2 separate regions of the Homo sapiens genome follow, and region 2 is linked to region 1. Evidence: chromatin loops called from intact Hi-C (ENCODE). Cell type or tissue: MCF 10A. All regions are shown on one strand. Links, peaks and the distances in the headings refer to the core of each region. The heading gives the core; the rest is flanking DNA. Region 1 has its middle 640 kb from the start of MMUT. Region 2 overlaps PTCHD4 (patched domain containing 4).

Region 1 (8,350 bases), core at 289-8,288:
TCAGCACTCTGTAAGATGGACCAATCAGCAGGACTTTGGCAGGGTCAAATAAGGGAATAAACGCTGGCCACTGCAGCCAGCAGTGGCAACCCTGTAGGGTCCCCTTCCATGATGTGGAAGCTTTGTTCTGCTCTTCACAATAAATCTTGCTGCTACTGACTCTTTGGGTTTGTGCCATCTTTTAAGAGCTGTAACACTCACTGTGGAGGTCCATGGCTCCAGCGAGACCACGAACCCACCGGAAGGAACCTACTCTGGACGCAATACAGCAATAGTAAATTTTCTGGCAACCATAATGGGATAGGCAATAGATTTCTTGAGTGTGATAATTTTATTAAAGTTTTGTAAAATAATTTACTTGATTTAAGGAAATAAATGCTATTTTTTAACAGTGTTATAATGTGTGCCACTTTCAAATAGTTCCATAAAGACCTATGTAAATCAATCTATCCATCGATTTACCAACCTATCATTTATCTATGTGTTAGTCTAGACAGTGTGACTACATCTATTGTTTATGTATCTTATCTATCTAGCTATGTATAGAGTTATCACCTCCCATATACTCAGACAGAAATAAAGTGAATGTGGCAAAATATTAAGTGGTCAATCTAAGTACAGAGCATGTGGGTGTTTATTGAAGCATTCTTTGAAATTTTCTGTACATTTGAAAAGCAAAAATCTGGAAAAAAGGAAATATACAACTGAAAGAAGAGTTCATTAAAAACAGAAAATAACAACATAAAAGAATAATTAGAATCACTTAAGATGAATTTTAAGAAGGCTTTAGTTTACTACTTAAGAAGCCAAAAATAAATTCAGTTCTTTAAAGAGTTGATATTGCCTATCAATTTTTCATACAGACCTCCTCTCCTAGAGTTATAAAATATTTCTTCCTACTGATAATAGGTACTGCTCTCAGAACAGCCGAATCAGTCAGCTTAATTATTCAATTATGGATTCCTTTCATGGAGCATGTAACACCTCCCTTTATTGAGGCATTTCCAATTTTAAAAGTCTTGAATATTAGAAATCTGTATAAGCTCATTGGCTGCTTCTTGACTCATCTCAAACTTGTTCGAGACTAAAACTATAAGAGAGCTTGCTAGGGTTTGAATACTCATTCAAAAACAGAAGACAGGCATTTTTGTACACTGGTTTTCTCTTTGTTTGGCTGGAAATATCATTCTTTTAATTGATTAAATAATTGTCCTGGCGCAGTGGCTCATTCCTGTAATCCCAGCACTTTGGGAGGCTGAGGCAGGTGGATCACGAGGTCAGTAGGTCAAGACCATGCTGGCTAACACAGTGAAACCCTATCTCTACTAAAAATACAAAAAATTAGCCGGGCGTGGTGGCACCTGCCTGTAGTCCCAGCTACTCGGGAGGCGGAGGAAGAATTGCTTGAACCTAGGAGGCAGAGGTTGTAGTGAGCCGAGATCATGCCACTGCACTCCAGACTGGGCTACCGAGCGAGACTCCGTCTCAGAAAAAATAAAAATAAAAATAAAATCACTTCTCATTTTTCTTTTCCTGTCTAGAGTGCTAATACATGGGTAAAATATCTTTTGTGAACACTGAGGTCCATATATGAAAGAGGGAATACTGGAAATTAAGGTGATGAGAACAAGACAAAGGCTTAAGATACATTTACTAAGTAAAAAGCAAGAATATTGAATTTTCCTTAACTCCAAGTTAACTATTGATAGTAGTTCTACCATAAAGATATTCTTTTAGGTATCCTTAAGTCAGCTGGGTACCTCTTGCCACTCCTGATTAAAAGGAACCTCCCAGTCTGGGCGCGGTAGCTCACGTCTGTAATCTCAGCACGTTGGGAAGCCGGGCGGGGGGCGGGGGTGCAGATCACCTGAGGTCGGGAGTTCGAGACCAGCCTGATCAACATGGTGAAACCCCATCTCTACTAGAAATACAAAATTGGTGGGCGTGGTGGTGCATGCCTGTAATCCCAGCTACTCAGGAGGCTAAGGCAAGGGAATTGCTTGAATCCAGGAGGCGGAGGTTGCAGTGAGCCAAGATCGCGCCATTGCACCCAAGCCTGGACAACAAGAGTGAAACTCTGTCTCAAAAAAAAAAAAAAAGGAACCTTCCAGGGGAAATGTTCCTAGTCTTCAGAATAATTATAATGCTAATTAGTAAGTTAACTGATGAATGCTGCGAAAGAATATTTTTCTACTGCCCTAGTTAGCTTGGGATCTGCTCTCATTTTATGTGTTCAATAATGCTTCCTGTCTTTCCATGTATGTTAAAAATTGTGGTCCATATGACGGATGTGTGAGGTGGTAGGCTATCACTATTGTTTTGGGGATTCTTTTCTATTTTCATAAAAAATATCAAAGCCCCTAAACTCCTACATTTATCTTCAGTATATGGATACTCCTGAAAGGTAGATCTCTTTGCAAATGAAAAAACAGCTTTTTCTAAACTTCAAGCACTACAATGCTCTCAAGGGACACCGATTATTTGTAAAGTATAGTAATTTACAGAGCATCCCCATTTGATCTTTCTCTTTTTTTGAGATGAAGTCTCGCTCTTCTCCGCCAGGCTGGAGTGTAATGGTGCAATCTCAGCTCACTGCAACCTCCGCCTCCCAGGTTCAAGCAATTCTCCTGCCTCAGCCTCCTGAGTAGCTAGGATTACAGGCGCCTGCCACCATGCCAGGCTAATTTTTGTATTTTTAGTAGAGATGGGGTTTGACCGTTTTGGCCAGGCTGGTCTCGAACTCCTGACCTCAGGTGATCTGCCCGCCTCGGCCTCCCAAAATGCTGGGATTATAGGCATGAACTACTGCACCTGGCCCCAATTTGATCTTTCAAATCCAAATTTTAAGGAGTCCTGGACTCCTTAAAGAGTAAGTGTGTTTTGTCACAGGGAGTGATTCATATTATAAGCCAGGTTGACTTGCTCAATTTTAACATTAAGAGGACAGATCAGTTCTAAAATAGCAGTATTTATTTATATTAGCCCTCAAGAGGAAACAACCAAAATGTTTCATCAAATGAAACAAAATGTGGTATAACCATACAACGGCATGTTATTCAGCAATAAAAATAAATGAAATACTTATAGTGATACAACATAGACAAACCTTTAAAAACATGCTAATTTACAGGAGCCTGTCACAAAAGACCATAATTGTATGATTCCATTTATATGAAATGTCCGGAACAGGCAAATCTATAGAAACAGAAAGTAAACTGATCTTTACCTAAGGCTGGTGGGAAATGGGGAGTGGCTGATGATGGTTTCAGGATTTCCTTACGGGGTGATGGAAATGCTTATTGTTGTGACTGTTGCACAATTTTGTAAATACATTAAAAACCAGTGAATTATACACTTCAAGTGGGTGAATTACATGGCATGTGAATTATATTGTAATAGGGCTATTTTTTAAAAAATAAAATAACTTGGTTCAAGGTAATTGTGTATCAAAACTTTTTCCTGACATTGTGTAAATTCAGAGAAAGTGAAAGACCAGGATAAATCTAAGTAAACGATTGTTTAGATAAAGTATGACTGTAGTATGAAAAATGCTTGCTATGATGGATATTTGAGAAATTTCTTTTTGAGTTTGTTTATGTAAGCAGTGGTCAAATACATATTTAATTTCTCAAATAAAACACACTAACGAAAAGGTCCTATAATATGTGGCAAACATCATATTCCTGATTACAGTTAATCAGCTTTCTGACAGTCTGTGGGAATTAAATGTTGCAAAGCTGTAGTACATTATCAGGAATTCCTTACAGCCCAGTCTTATGTTAACACTTCACTTTCTCCCCTTTAAAAGTCATTTTTATTAACAACAAAATTCCTTCCTTGTGATATAAGATTTTTTCTTTTTTGTTACTTTTCTGATTATTTTTAAGGACAAGACTTCCAATTTCTTCTAACTTTATGATTCTCATAAAAATAAATCTCATTTATTCTGTTTTTTAATCCTAAGGATAACTTTAGCTGTTATTCTAAGATACTATTTCTAAGCATAGTGCTTTGGGTTTTGATAAATAACCCAAGCTATACAGAGAACATTCAGATGGATTAAAAGTGAAGAAATAAGAAAAAGCAAGCCAAATAGTTTTGTTTTTTTTTTTTTTCTTATCAGCAGGCTTGTCCTCTGGGAATGGCTAGTAAATCACAGATAAAAATTTTAAAATCACTTTATGACTCTCTGGGGAAGAGCTGCTGGAGGAGGGCACTAAGATTCCTGGTTAAAATTATTCCAGACAGGTCTGTGGAATGGATGGATGATGCTCAGTTCCATTTGGTTTAAAGTTTCAAAATCTTTGCTCCAGTTAGAATCAGAATGTGTCATGACTACAAATAATTGCTAAATTTACCCTGTTATTTAAGAAACGACAAAAGAATGATTCAGCGTTAATAAGTCATTTTTTCCCAGAGGCCTCCATGAGCTATAACTGAGAAGCTCTGACTCAGACATCATAAGCCATTTTATTGCACAGCACCACAAGGTACAGCTGACACTCTATCAGATCTTGTAGTTTATAAAGAAAGCATCTTATTCCTTATATTCTTTTATCCTAATAGGAATACTCTCCAGCAAATCAAGAACCTAAGAGATGAGGAAATGGAATTTCAGGGTGTAAAGAATTCTTAAAATTGTATGTTGCCTGGGCATTCATTTTGAATACACGTTTTACTTTCTCATACCAGGGCTCAGTCACCATCGACACAGTTTCTAGTTCTATGCCACACCCAAATGACTCAAGCCACAGATAAGAACTTTAAGTCAGTGCAGGCAAATGCCTTGATGGTTCCTCACAGGAAGGATAGGCAAAAAGGGAGCCCATTCTGCCAGGGAGGAGAGATGACTCAAGTTGTGACTGAGTCTTCACTACACCCTAGTTCTTTAGGAGGCAGCCCCAGGCCAGGTTTTTCCTGGAACAGTGGGGTGGGGCTTTGGGGGGCGGTTTGAACGAGAAGAGTCAAACTTTGTAAAATACTTGAAGAGATTTATTCTGAGCCAAATATGAGTAACCTCTCAGGAGGTCATGAGAACGTGTGCCCCAGGTGGTTGGGGCGCAGCTCGGTTTTATACATTTTGGAGAGGCATGATACATCAATCAAATACAGTTAATAAATACATTGGTTTGGTACAAAAAGGCAGGACAACTCAAAGCATGGGGGCTTCCAGGCTATAGGTGAATTTAAACATTTTTGATTGACAATTGGCTGAGTTTGTCTAAAGACCTTGGATTGATAGGAAGGGGATGTTCAAGTTAAGATAAAAGGTTGTAGAGACCAAAGTTCTTTTGAAGTCTTATAATGGCTGCCCTTAGAGACAATAGATGACAAATGTTTTCTATTCAGATCTTAATTAATCTGTTTAGGATTGGGAAGGTCTAGCAGGAAAAGATCTAGCTATGTTAATGAAGATTCTCTACAGATGAAAATTTTCCCCCCACAAAGAACAGCTTTGCTGGATCATTTCAAAATATGTCAAATAAACATCTTTTGGGGCAAAATAATTTGATTTCTTCCTTGTCTCATAATGTTATGCCAGAGTCAGGTTGGAAAGTAAGTCACGATATATAGGACTAAATAAAACCCATCTGATAAGAATTTATGATTTGTAGGGCATGACTCCCCAGGACTCCTAAATAGGAATTTGGGCAAGACAAAAAATCAGAGTTTAGTTCAAAGCGGTGTACAAGGTGAGCTCTCCCATTACCAGAATGATGCTCAGACAGGAATAAACTGATCAGGGGTCAGAGAAGAGCCACAATGGCATCTGCCAGTATAAACAAGTTTTCCGTGTGAGGGGCTCTCTATCTCAGGCAGGACAACTAGGCATTAAGCCTTCTACCAGGTAAAAAAAAAAAAAAAAAAAAGGCCTCCCGTGAAAGGCTCACTGTAAACATCCACATCTGGCTCTTGTTTATTTATGATTAGGACACTGTTGCTGGCCACCCTGTTGCTCTGGTATTGGAACACCAAGTGAGCTGGGTACACTCAAAACACAGAGCTGTTGATGGTACAAGTGTTCTCAGAAGTTAGTCCTTAAATCTTTGTCTTCTGATGCTCAGCAAGGTATCTTTCATTCACTGAGGTTGTTTTCTAGAAAACAAGGTCACTTAATTCAGATGTAAAGTGATAAACTTAGTTTTAGCTGCACATATTCCAAAGCATTGAGTTTTGTTTTGAAATGAATTTGACCAAGTTTGAAAAAAAAAAATTCTTGTTTAATTATTGTTGTTTTGGATTTCTTTTGTATCTGAAACAGTTTGAAAAATAACAATGATTTATTTTTCATTCTGCAGAATATGTTGAATATTCATTTAATAAGTTGACCTCAAATTCTCCATGAAAATAGAGTCCAAATTGGATTTGGACCACGTTTTCAATTTTTGTGTCACTGCTTCTCTCAAGAAAGATCACATGGTAACATTTATTCAATAAATATTTATTTACTATTCTTCACATATGCTAGACACTGTTTAGTCCTGGATATATGATAATAGAGTAAGTGAGTCTCAGTCCTTACCAAGAGAATTTTTACTGTGCTTGCAGAAAAGGAAAAATTGAATAAGTCATATAACACATTCAAACACATTATTTTCCTTTTGGTTATGATACTGATGATCTTCAACACTCCTAAACCTATAACGAGTTCAGTAATCAATTGCCTCTGGCAAGAGAAAAGATGCAACTGACAACAAATCATATTTTGCTTGGTCTCTACTAGCTATACGTTAGAGACTACTAATTTTATCTTTGCCAAGTGAAAGCCTCAGAAGAAGACACACCTTCTGAGTACTCTACTTAGTAAGAATGAAAGTAAACATATCTAACTCAGGTAGGCTAATTTCCCTCCAGCTGGAGAAGTCTCTAATTAACAATTGACTCATAATTGTTTTCCTTATTTGCAAATTAAAGGGCAAGAATTAGGGTGTGATTAGGATGTGATTAACAAATAAAGCCAGTGACTTGTCTTAGTGCCGGAAGACAATACCTGCCACTATCTGTTCAAACAATTTAGAGGCTACTCTCATGCCACTTCCACTGCCTCCAGAAGGCTTGGGAGTGGAGTGAGAAATAGCATTTGTGTTATGGGTTAAAAGGCAAATGCGAAAGATGAAAAAAAAGTTTTCATCTGAATGAGGGTCTACGCCCCCTTAATTTTACCTTTAAGAGTAACTTTTTGCTTTTATAAAGCCTTTTTGTTAATTTGCTAGAAGTTTTCTATGGCCCTAATCTATGACAGATGCTGAGCCCCAAACAATGAATAAGGCACATCCTTTGCTTTCAAGGATCAATGGGCAGAGAATAAGATTAGAGTGCATGCCATTTATGTGTTGTGTGAGATAGCTATGGTCACCTTTTCAATTCTAAATGTATGATGTCAAATTTGTGAATAGGAAAATAATGTCATTCCATCTCTGGAAATTATTTACTTAAATTCACAATTACTAGAAAATTTAAATGCATAATTTACAAAATTCGCATGTACAACACACATATCAAGAAAACGATGTTGGCCAGGCATGGTGGCTCACACCTGTAATCCCAGGACTTTGAGAGGCCAAGATGGGTGGATCATGAGGTCAAGAGATCGAGACCATCCTGGTCAATATGGTGACCCCCATCTCTACTAAAACTACAAAAATTAGCTGGGGGTGGTGGCACGCGCCTGTAGTTCCAGCTACTCAGGAGGCTGAGGCAGGAGAATCGCTTGAACCTGGGACATGGAGGTTGCAGTGAGCCAAGATCACACCATTGAACTCCAGCCTGGCAACAGAGCGAGACTCAGTCTCAAAAAAAAAAAAATAGCATTCTTGGCATCTTGCACCTGCTCTGGTCTATAAATAAACATTTTAAATATTACAATATTACTTATCAGACATGAATTTAGTAAAATTAAAAGATAGTATTTATTTTGTGTCACTATGTGATCTATCTCTCTAAGACTGTAAGATGAAAGAAAAATATGCCTGGGTTCTGGAGCAGAAATAAATCATGGTGAGTAATCCCAAGCCATATCTTACTAGCTGTGTAACCATAGGAAGAACATTTAACTCTAGCGCTAAAATGAGATGAATACTTATTTTAGAGGAGAGACTAGTAATACAGATTAAATAATATTGTGGCAATAAATCTCCTAATATAAATCTGTTTAGTGGTAGACATTTTTGGTATGTAGAAATAGATACATATTAAAATATCTAAAACAAAGTAGCAATAATAAGGGTAAGTTTAGGTTGAAATATCCACACATATTATTTCAGCCATGTATTTTTGCCAAATACAATTTTTGTTCAGCATTTGGCATCAACAAAACGAATTAATGCATACCTGCACTAGTCTTGTCATC
Region 2 (8,350 bases), core at 186-8,185, 740 kb before region 1:
AAAACTGTTACTAAATATAAGCATATAAATAGTTACCCAGGGGAAAAAAAAGTAATATAATTACCGGCATATTTGCACAGTATTTTTTGTTTTTGTTTTTTCAGTTTTGGAAAAATATTTTTAAACTTTCTTCCAGAAAGTCTGCATATATATATATTTTAATATATATTCATATATACATATTTATACTTTTTCACTAGATAGGGTATTGGCAAGCTTTTTCTGTAAAGGGCTAGATATTTTAGGCTTATGGGCTAAAAGGCAAAATAGAGAATATTATATGGGTAACTATATAACAAGAGAAAAACAAATTCTCATATATTTTACTTAACAAAACAGATAGTAATAGTAGAGTATAATTTAATTAACAAAATACAATAGTAATAATAGAGTATAATTTTTGTAACATAGTTCTACTAAGAAGAAGAATGGAATTCTTTTTGGGTAATCACATTTGCTTAGTTGGATATGGTAGGCAGAATAATGGCCCTAGATATATGTCTACATCCTAATCCTTGTAGCCTTTGACTATGTTCTATAACAAAAGGGACATTGCAGATATAATTAGGATTATGGGGGTTAAAATGGAAGATTTACCAGAATTATTCAGGTGGGCACTTTGAGACAGAGAACTTTCTGAAGCTGGAGTCAGAGAGATGCAGCAAAATAAGTTAGAGAGATTAGAAGCATGAGAGGCACTTAACCTGCCAGAGGTGGAAGGGCCACATGGAAAGCATGAAAAAGAATGTGTCTGGAGTATCTAAGAGCTAAGATTAGCCCCTGGCTGACAGTCAGCAAAGAAATGGGGGCCTCAGTTATACAACCACAAGAAATCAAATTTGTTTAAAATCTGAATGAATTTAGAAGTAGAATTGTCCCCAGCGTCTCCAGAAAGAAACACAGCTATGTTAATACCTTGATTTTCGTCTCAAGAGATTTCTAAGCAGAGGACTCAGTTAAGCCACATTATACTCAGACTTTTGAGCTAAATATCTGTGAGATAATAAATGGGAGTTGTAAGCCACTAAGTCTGTGGTAATTTGCTATAGCAGTGATTAAAAAAAAAACCTCCTATATGGGGTTCGAATTTAGCGTTCTCAACCATCAAAATTAATTGCAAATATTAATCTCTTAATGTTGATCTGGAATGAAATTTTGTGTGTTTCATCTATGAAATTTCTTTCACACAGCTATTGCCAACTACTGTTAGCAATCTACAAAGCATATGATTTAATTGGATTTGTTTATATCTTAAATAAAAGGAATCTCTGTATTCTACTGGATACTTCTCTTGATATTTGACTTTTAACATGTGATTACATTTCAGATTAATCACTTCCAATTGAATGTTAGATGGAAACTCCACAGTTGCAGTTAAATGGATTTTGAAATATGAAAATTCCTTTGCACTTTCATCATAGTCACAAAAATGCTGCTGTAACTGTATTTTTAGGTCAGAAAATTTTAGTAGTGAGTAGTTTAGCTCACTACTAATTTGTGGAAGAGTGTACATCTAGTTAATTGTTCTAATGTTTGGCAGCACAATGCATATAGAACATTTGACATTATTTGTGACTCAATATCAGTTTTTGTGGAAATGACTACTGAAATATACATTTCACATATAAGCACTATTTGGCTTTTCTTAATGTTCTTTAAGAAACACTTTTAATTCTACAGGAATATCTAATTTCAAAACCGCTCAGTGTTTTATAACAGTGATTGAGAGTACTTTTCTTTTTTTCTTTCTTTCTTTTTTTTTTTTTTTTGAGACAGAGTCTCGCTTGGTCTCCCAGTGTCACTCAGGCCGGAATGCAGTGGCACGATCTCAGCTCACTGCAACCTCCACCTCCCAGGTTCAAGCTGTTCTTCTGTCTCAGCCTCCTGAGTAGCTGAGACTACAGGTGCACGCCACCACACCTGACTGATTTTTTGTATCTTAGTAGAGACGGTGTTTCACCATGTTGCCCAGGCTGGTCACAAACTCCTGAGCTCAGGCTATCCCCCTGCCTCGGCCTCCCAAAGTGCTGGGATTACAGGTGTGAGCCACCCAACCAGCAAGAGTACTTCTCATTAAAAAAAAAAAAAATTAGTCTGGGCCCTGAGCTCACAGTCACCCGATAGTTAAGTCTGCAAGAGTGAAGGAAATTTACTGTTGATGGTATGGTTCAATAGCACACAATGGATTCAAATATTTTCTGCAAAGTACCTGCTGATGAATAATACATGCATAGCAAGGGGTTTAAATACCTTACATTTTTACAAGCTTTGTAAATTTATAAAAATTAAGTTATTTTCTGCTTCATACTTATTTTTATCACTATCAGTTATAACACATCTTAGCAGATTCCACTTCAGGTCATGCTTAATTAGTGTTTTCTTGGCTTTTTTTAGAACATTCTCACATATAAGCATATTGATAGAGGTTAATTTTCCAGTCACTTCAAACTTGCCATTGACTTCTCTAATAAGGAACAACTGACTAGAATTGATAACATGAGTTGATCATCAAGAACCAAGAAAAGCCTCTCAAGATCATTTGCCTTTTTCATTTTTAGCTGACTATTGATATACTCACAGTGTTTTCAATTCTTTGAGAAACTATTCTTGCCAGAAAGTTGACAGTCCTAATTACTTTCTCTAGCTGCATTTCTTTAGTTGCTGCAATCACTCATGATTTTATACTACAACATCAGCAAAAGGATTTCCTTGCTTGGCTGATAAGTGAGCTGCTGAGAAATTTAGTTGCAGCCTCATTTTTGTATTTCATTTTTTGAAGAAATTCTGTCATGATAAGATATTCCATTTACAATTTTCTATTTTTTTCAGATTGCTGTTTATCTATGAGTTAGGGATGTGATGCGTGCTTAGTCTGGTAATGGCAATATTTTATTCTTTTAGCTGAGCTATCGTGTCATTGCTTAAAAAACAAACTTTTTTTCATCTAATTTGACAATGAAAGAATCCACACTCCATTGTACTATAAGACTGCAACGTTCAGAGTCTAATATTTTTTGGTTTTGACATGACCTGTAACAATAATTAAAAAAAAAAGTGGTACAGCAATATTCACAGCATCCGAAATGTTGTAGAATTATAATTGTGTCACTATGATTTACAGTGGACCAAAGAGCAGTGCAAAGCAATAAGAGTGCAAAATATGGTCTGTGTCACATACTCGACTCTGATGTAGTGGTGTGAAAGCAGCCACTGACAATGTGTAAACAAATGAGCAGCGTTATGTCCTAATAAAAGTTTAATTATGGACACTAACACTTGCATTTCATACAGTTTTCACTTGCACAAAATTATTATTCTTTTCTTATATTCTTACCTTGACAATTTAAAGAAGAAGACCCCATTCTTAGTTCATTATTTATAAATAAACAGGCAGCAGTCTGAATCTGGCCTTTGGGCTGTAGGTGGCAGACTCCTGCACTAGAAGAATATTCTTTAATAAAAGTCTAGTATCCATCAAAAAAAAAAATCAAAAAAATTCAAATACAAGGAAATATTACCAATTTCTGTTTTTTTTTCCCTAATATATATCAATGAAAAATAGCAGGGCAGAACAGGGATTGTGGAGGCAAAAAGGAGAAGATATACTCACTTATTTTTCAGAGCAAGTCTGCTTACAAATGAACTAAACATTTTGTGTCTATGAGTAGGAGACAGTAGAATGATGTAAATAAAAAGTGGCGTTTGCATTTTTCCCCTTAGCTTTTCTTATTTTCATGGGGGAAAAAGACTCAGACTTATAAAGTTATAAAGTGAGTATGTGTATCAAGGAAAACATCCAATATGTAGAAAGAAATGAAACAATTCCACCTTGAGGCTCTATGGTTGCTATGTATTTTTTAATCACCCCACAAATGTTAATATCTGTCCTACCACTTTTGTTATTCTTGTTCTTTTCTAAATGGGTGAATAAGAATCTTTTCACGTTAATAATGCCTTTAGTTACTATTTTTTTCAAAATTATATATTAAATATAAAGGAACTGTTTGTTCCAAAGTAGGCTTTCAGCAGAGTTAGAGAAGCCTAGCACTTAAAACACTGACATGGTAGACACAGAGACTGCTGCCAATTCCACTCCTATCACCTACCCACCAATCCTCCCCTCTTTTCTATGCCTATGTCTTTGTCTGTGCAGTAATGTGACATGGCATTTGTTTCAGGACAGGTCTAGCCTCAGCCCAGAAAAATGTGAAATGGATTTAATGTTAACTCTTTGTGACCATCTTTCAGTTTTTTTCTCCTCTGGTCTGTCCAGTTTCTTCTGATCTATCCAGTATCTTCAGTCTATCCAGTATTTTCAGCAGCTCCAACACTCTGAGTCTTATATTTAGTAGTTGTTTTTTCCTCTATGACTATAACTAATATCTTTATGCTTTTAAGCAATAAAATAACAAATTTCATAAACAAAATTGTCTACTAATATAAGTTACTAATAAGGAATTATAATGTAATAATGATGCTGTTAATATTAATGATGTTAATTATACTAATTTACATTCATGGGGCCCTTACTAAGAGACAGGACCCTTGCATACATTGTCTTATTTAATCTTCAAAATAGTCCTAGGTGGGCAGTAATCATTGTTACAGGGTTCTAGGTAAACTAATTGAAGCTCTAAGAGGATAAATAACTTTCTTAAGGTCTCATAACCACTAGATGGCAGAGCCTGGATTCAAATTCAGAATTATCGTTCTTCAAAGCCTGCATATTTATTTTAAATAGGAAGCTGACAAAGCAAATGGAAAAAGTCATACCTATCTAAAAGAATTAACCTACTGTTGTGTGAACTCTCCTTTCCTTCAGCTCTCAGTTTTGAGTTAGGCCAGTAAGACAAGGGTCAGTCATTTTATCTATGTATATTTAGTCTTAATGGAACAATTATATGGTGGTCCTTAAGCAGTTAGATTTTAGTTAAATCATGTAGTATACAGAACATGTTGACATAAAAACAACTAACTTATCAGTAAGAATATTAATGTTATTTAAAAATATATAACCCAATTGGCTGCAGTAAAGTAAGACTGTAGCCATAATTTTATTTCAAAAATCAAAATAAAATTTTAAGTGGGCATGCTAGGTTACAAGACCATCAATAAGGGAACTCAGGATCATAGATTCCTTGCCATTTCCCATAAGTTTTATAAGGTAGCATGTAGTGTTTTGTTGATCTGATAAAACACAAAGCAATATTCTTTGTGTTTTTTAGAGGTCTCATTTGACAGCCTTTTAGTGTGCCCCGTTTGGAAGGGTGGGTCCCCTAAATCAGAACTGATTAATTTTTCTCTCTTAACATAATTTAGATGCTCAACAAATAGGTTGATTTGGTTTAAGGAAATCTAATGAAAATCCTAAGTTCTTAAATGGGTAAGTGATTTGTAGTTTACAATATTTCCTTTCTTCATAAAAAGCAATTGACCTTTTGGGCTCCGTTTAATGACTGTCAACTGATAGTGTTAAAGACGACTATGGAATAGAGCAAACAAAAGCTGTGCATAAAATGAATGCTCCTAAATTTGGATGATTGTGTAAATGTGAAAGTTATTGAAGGTGACTTATCTCTTAAAAGCTGTGATATGAAAATCAGCAAAAATCCAGCTAAGTCTGACAAATCTTGTAGGAATACCATTAAGCATTCGATGAACTAAAACGCTGTGGTTTTAGTGCAGTGAAAATTTACATGTTTCACACAGTCAGAATTAGCTCTCTTTTCTCCTGTCACATAAGCTTTGCCCAAATCTCTAGTTTAAAGGAATGGGGGATGGCCAGGTGCAGTAGCTCACTCCTGTAATCCCAGCGCTCTGGGAGGCCGAGGCGGGTGGATTACCTGAGGTCAGGAGTTCGAGACCAGCCTGGCCAACCTGGTAAAACCCTGTCTCTCCTAAAAATACAAAAAATTAGCTGAGTGTGGTGGCGGGCGCCTGTAATGCAGGTTACTCAGGAGACTGGGGCAAGAGAATCGCTTGAACCCAGGAGGCGGAGGTTGCATTGAGCCAAAAATCACACCATTGCACTCCAGCCTAGGCAGCAAGAGTGAAGCTCCATCTCAAAACAAATAAATAAATAAATAGGAATGGGGGTAATCATTACTATGATGCAAGCTTTCCTATGTTGAAGACAGAGGTACACCAGTGCCATAATGGAGTGAGATCAGTAGCAGCAAGGGCAGAAATTTCCAAAAGACTAATAGCAATTAAATAGTAGTGATAGCAGAAGAATTTACCATGTCTGTATTCTAAAGCAGACATGGTTTTAGGAATAATCTAAGTATTCTTTATTTAATACTTTCCATAATATTGAACTCTGAGACTCTGGGAAATTATGATCACAAATTAAGTAGTGGAATAGGTTGAAATCCTGTTATTCTGTCTCTGTGGGATAAAGAAGAATCACAATAGCGATAACCACACAGAAATTTTTGTTTTAACAGATTTTAGTGATAGATAATAAAATCTTAACACATGTTAATGCATTTAGTCATATAGTCATTGTAAAGACAACTAATAACCATATTCAGATATGTACGATTAGAGACCAACAATGAATCTTTTGAAAACTAATGTATAGATTATTGTTTTAATTTTAACCTTTATTGACCCGTTATTGAATTGCAATCTTGTATATGATTTTGTAGTTTTTTGTTCTTAAACGTCAATCCACTTAATCAGCTCTTTAAATAGTATTTGATATCTCACAAAGCCAGTTGAGCAAAACCTATTCATTGTGAAAGCATTCAATGTATTTATCAATTGCATTTGAAATTCTTATTCCCAAAGTTGTGAATCACAATTTTATGTCCCATGTGTGTCTCATCTTATGCCTACCTTAATGATTAGGGCTTGCCATTTGTCCACATTCTGCACTACCTGTAATTACTTTGCCTCTTTTAAAAATTCTATTCTTTTCTTTCTTTCGTATTTTCCATCTGCCTTCTTTGATTCAGAAGTCTCTTTTAGTTGAAGACTCAATTTGATTTTATTTTTAAATGTTCATCACTGTTCTATATAGTTTCTCAGAACTATTTCTCCAGTTTCAGTCCTTATCACTAGATGTAGACTATGCAATATATATTAGTTCTTAACATAATATCTGATACAGTTAATTCAGAATCTACAGTGTTATACAAATTTATTATTGTCTGTTTAAAGTTCAGAGTAGGTGATGCATTTAGTGTTAGAAATTCCAAAATTAATTATGAAAAATATTAAGTAAATATGCATTCAGAAATGCATGCAATTATTATAGTCACTGCATATCTACTATATATTGTGTCAATATTTTTAGATTAACATTTGTCATTTTTACATGATCATTGGATTTGTCTGGAGGGAACGTCATTCTCAGGGAAGCCTATGAAAACATTGCCCCTCCATAGTAAATAGCTGCTATCTGCCGAACATTTTACTTAAGTAATGGATAGTTAACTTATATTGTTTCTAATGCTCACAACAACACTGTCAAGCAGATATTTTTGGTGCCATTTTGCAGCAGAATCATAGAGGTTATTCTGTCAATATCTGTGCCAGGATTTTAACTGAGACCTGCCTAATTCCAAAGCCTATGATTTTTTCTACACTAGGCTGGAAAAAAAAATCTCAGAAGGGGTAAAATAACTGTTTCACGAGAAAACCAGGGTATAAAGGGCTTCTGAATCCCCTGAAATCACCGTGCATGGGGCTGGCCATTCAATAATGCAGACAATACATCATAATGTAGAATGCGCATTGGTAGGCAGCTGGGCTCCATAAATGTTCAAATCATTAAAAGAAGACACATGTAATATTCATCAACAGTTTCACTTCAGTCTTGATTTGATTGCTTCATTCATGACAGATGTAAAGTCACAATAGCACGTTCAGTCATCCTTTAAAAGAGCATGCTCCCACATTATTTAAATAGAGTCCATTTTTTTACAACTTTAATTTGTGGCAAAGTTTTCAGTTTCACACTTACAAACAAGTGTGAACCTGAAATCGCTTTTTCTATTAAATTTTATTTGAAAATTTTATTTGAAAATTTCACAGTAAGCAATTTCTGATAACTTACATCTACTTCTGGGTTGATGGTCACCAATAGCAAGGTAAACCTTGGCAAAATTATCATCATTTAGGATTACTGATGTGAGGAAACATACAGATTAACAAAAATCATTATATGTTAGTATGCATTAGGCACTCATTTTAACCTTTTAAATTTTTTATGGCTTTTACTCTTCTTAACCTAAAACAAAAAGCATAATTATTGTCATTGTTGAGTGGCTAGTAAAGGTAATAATAATAAAAAATAATAATAAAATAATAAAAATGAATAAAAATGAAATTATAAAAGGAATGC

The links. A loop is a pair of places that touch in the nucleus more often than their neighbours do. Peaks named below come from ENCODE experiments on the same cell type or tissue, not always from the same donor. Only the 100,000 strongest peaks of a DNase experiment are listed, where the experiment ranks them.
Region 2: a loop joins it to region 1, with 5 times the contacts of the local background. A loop is called at or near these places in 2 of 110 quality-filtered maps.

Annotation. Positions count from the first base shown.
Region 1 is chr6:48,822,721-48,831,070 of GRCh38, forward strand. No RefSeq gene overlaps it. Among named protein-coding and RNA genes, the nearest start is that of MMUT, 640 kb to the right of the region's middle. RefSeq lists an enhancer at 4,053-5,252. In MCF 10A, for the core only: no CTCF peak of the experiment used is centred there; DNase peaks (open chromatin) are centred at 3,251, 4,401 and 4,831.
Region 2 is chr6:48,082,983-48,091,332 of GRCh38, forward strand. All of the region lies in intron 1 of PTCHD4 (patched domain containing 4), which reads right to left. Among named protein-coding and RNA genes, the nearest start is that of PTCHD4, 24 kb to the right of the region's middle. In MCF 10A, for the core only: a CTCF peak has its summit at 4,642 (motif pointing right); no DNase peak of the experiment used is centred there.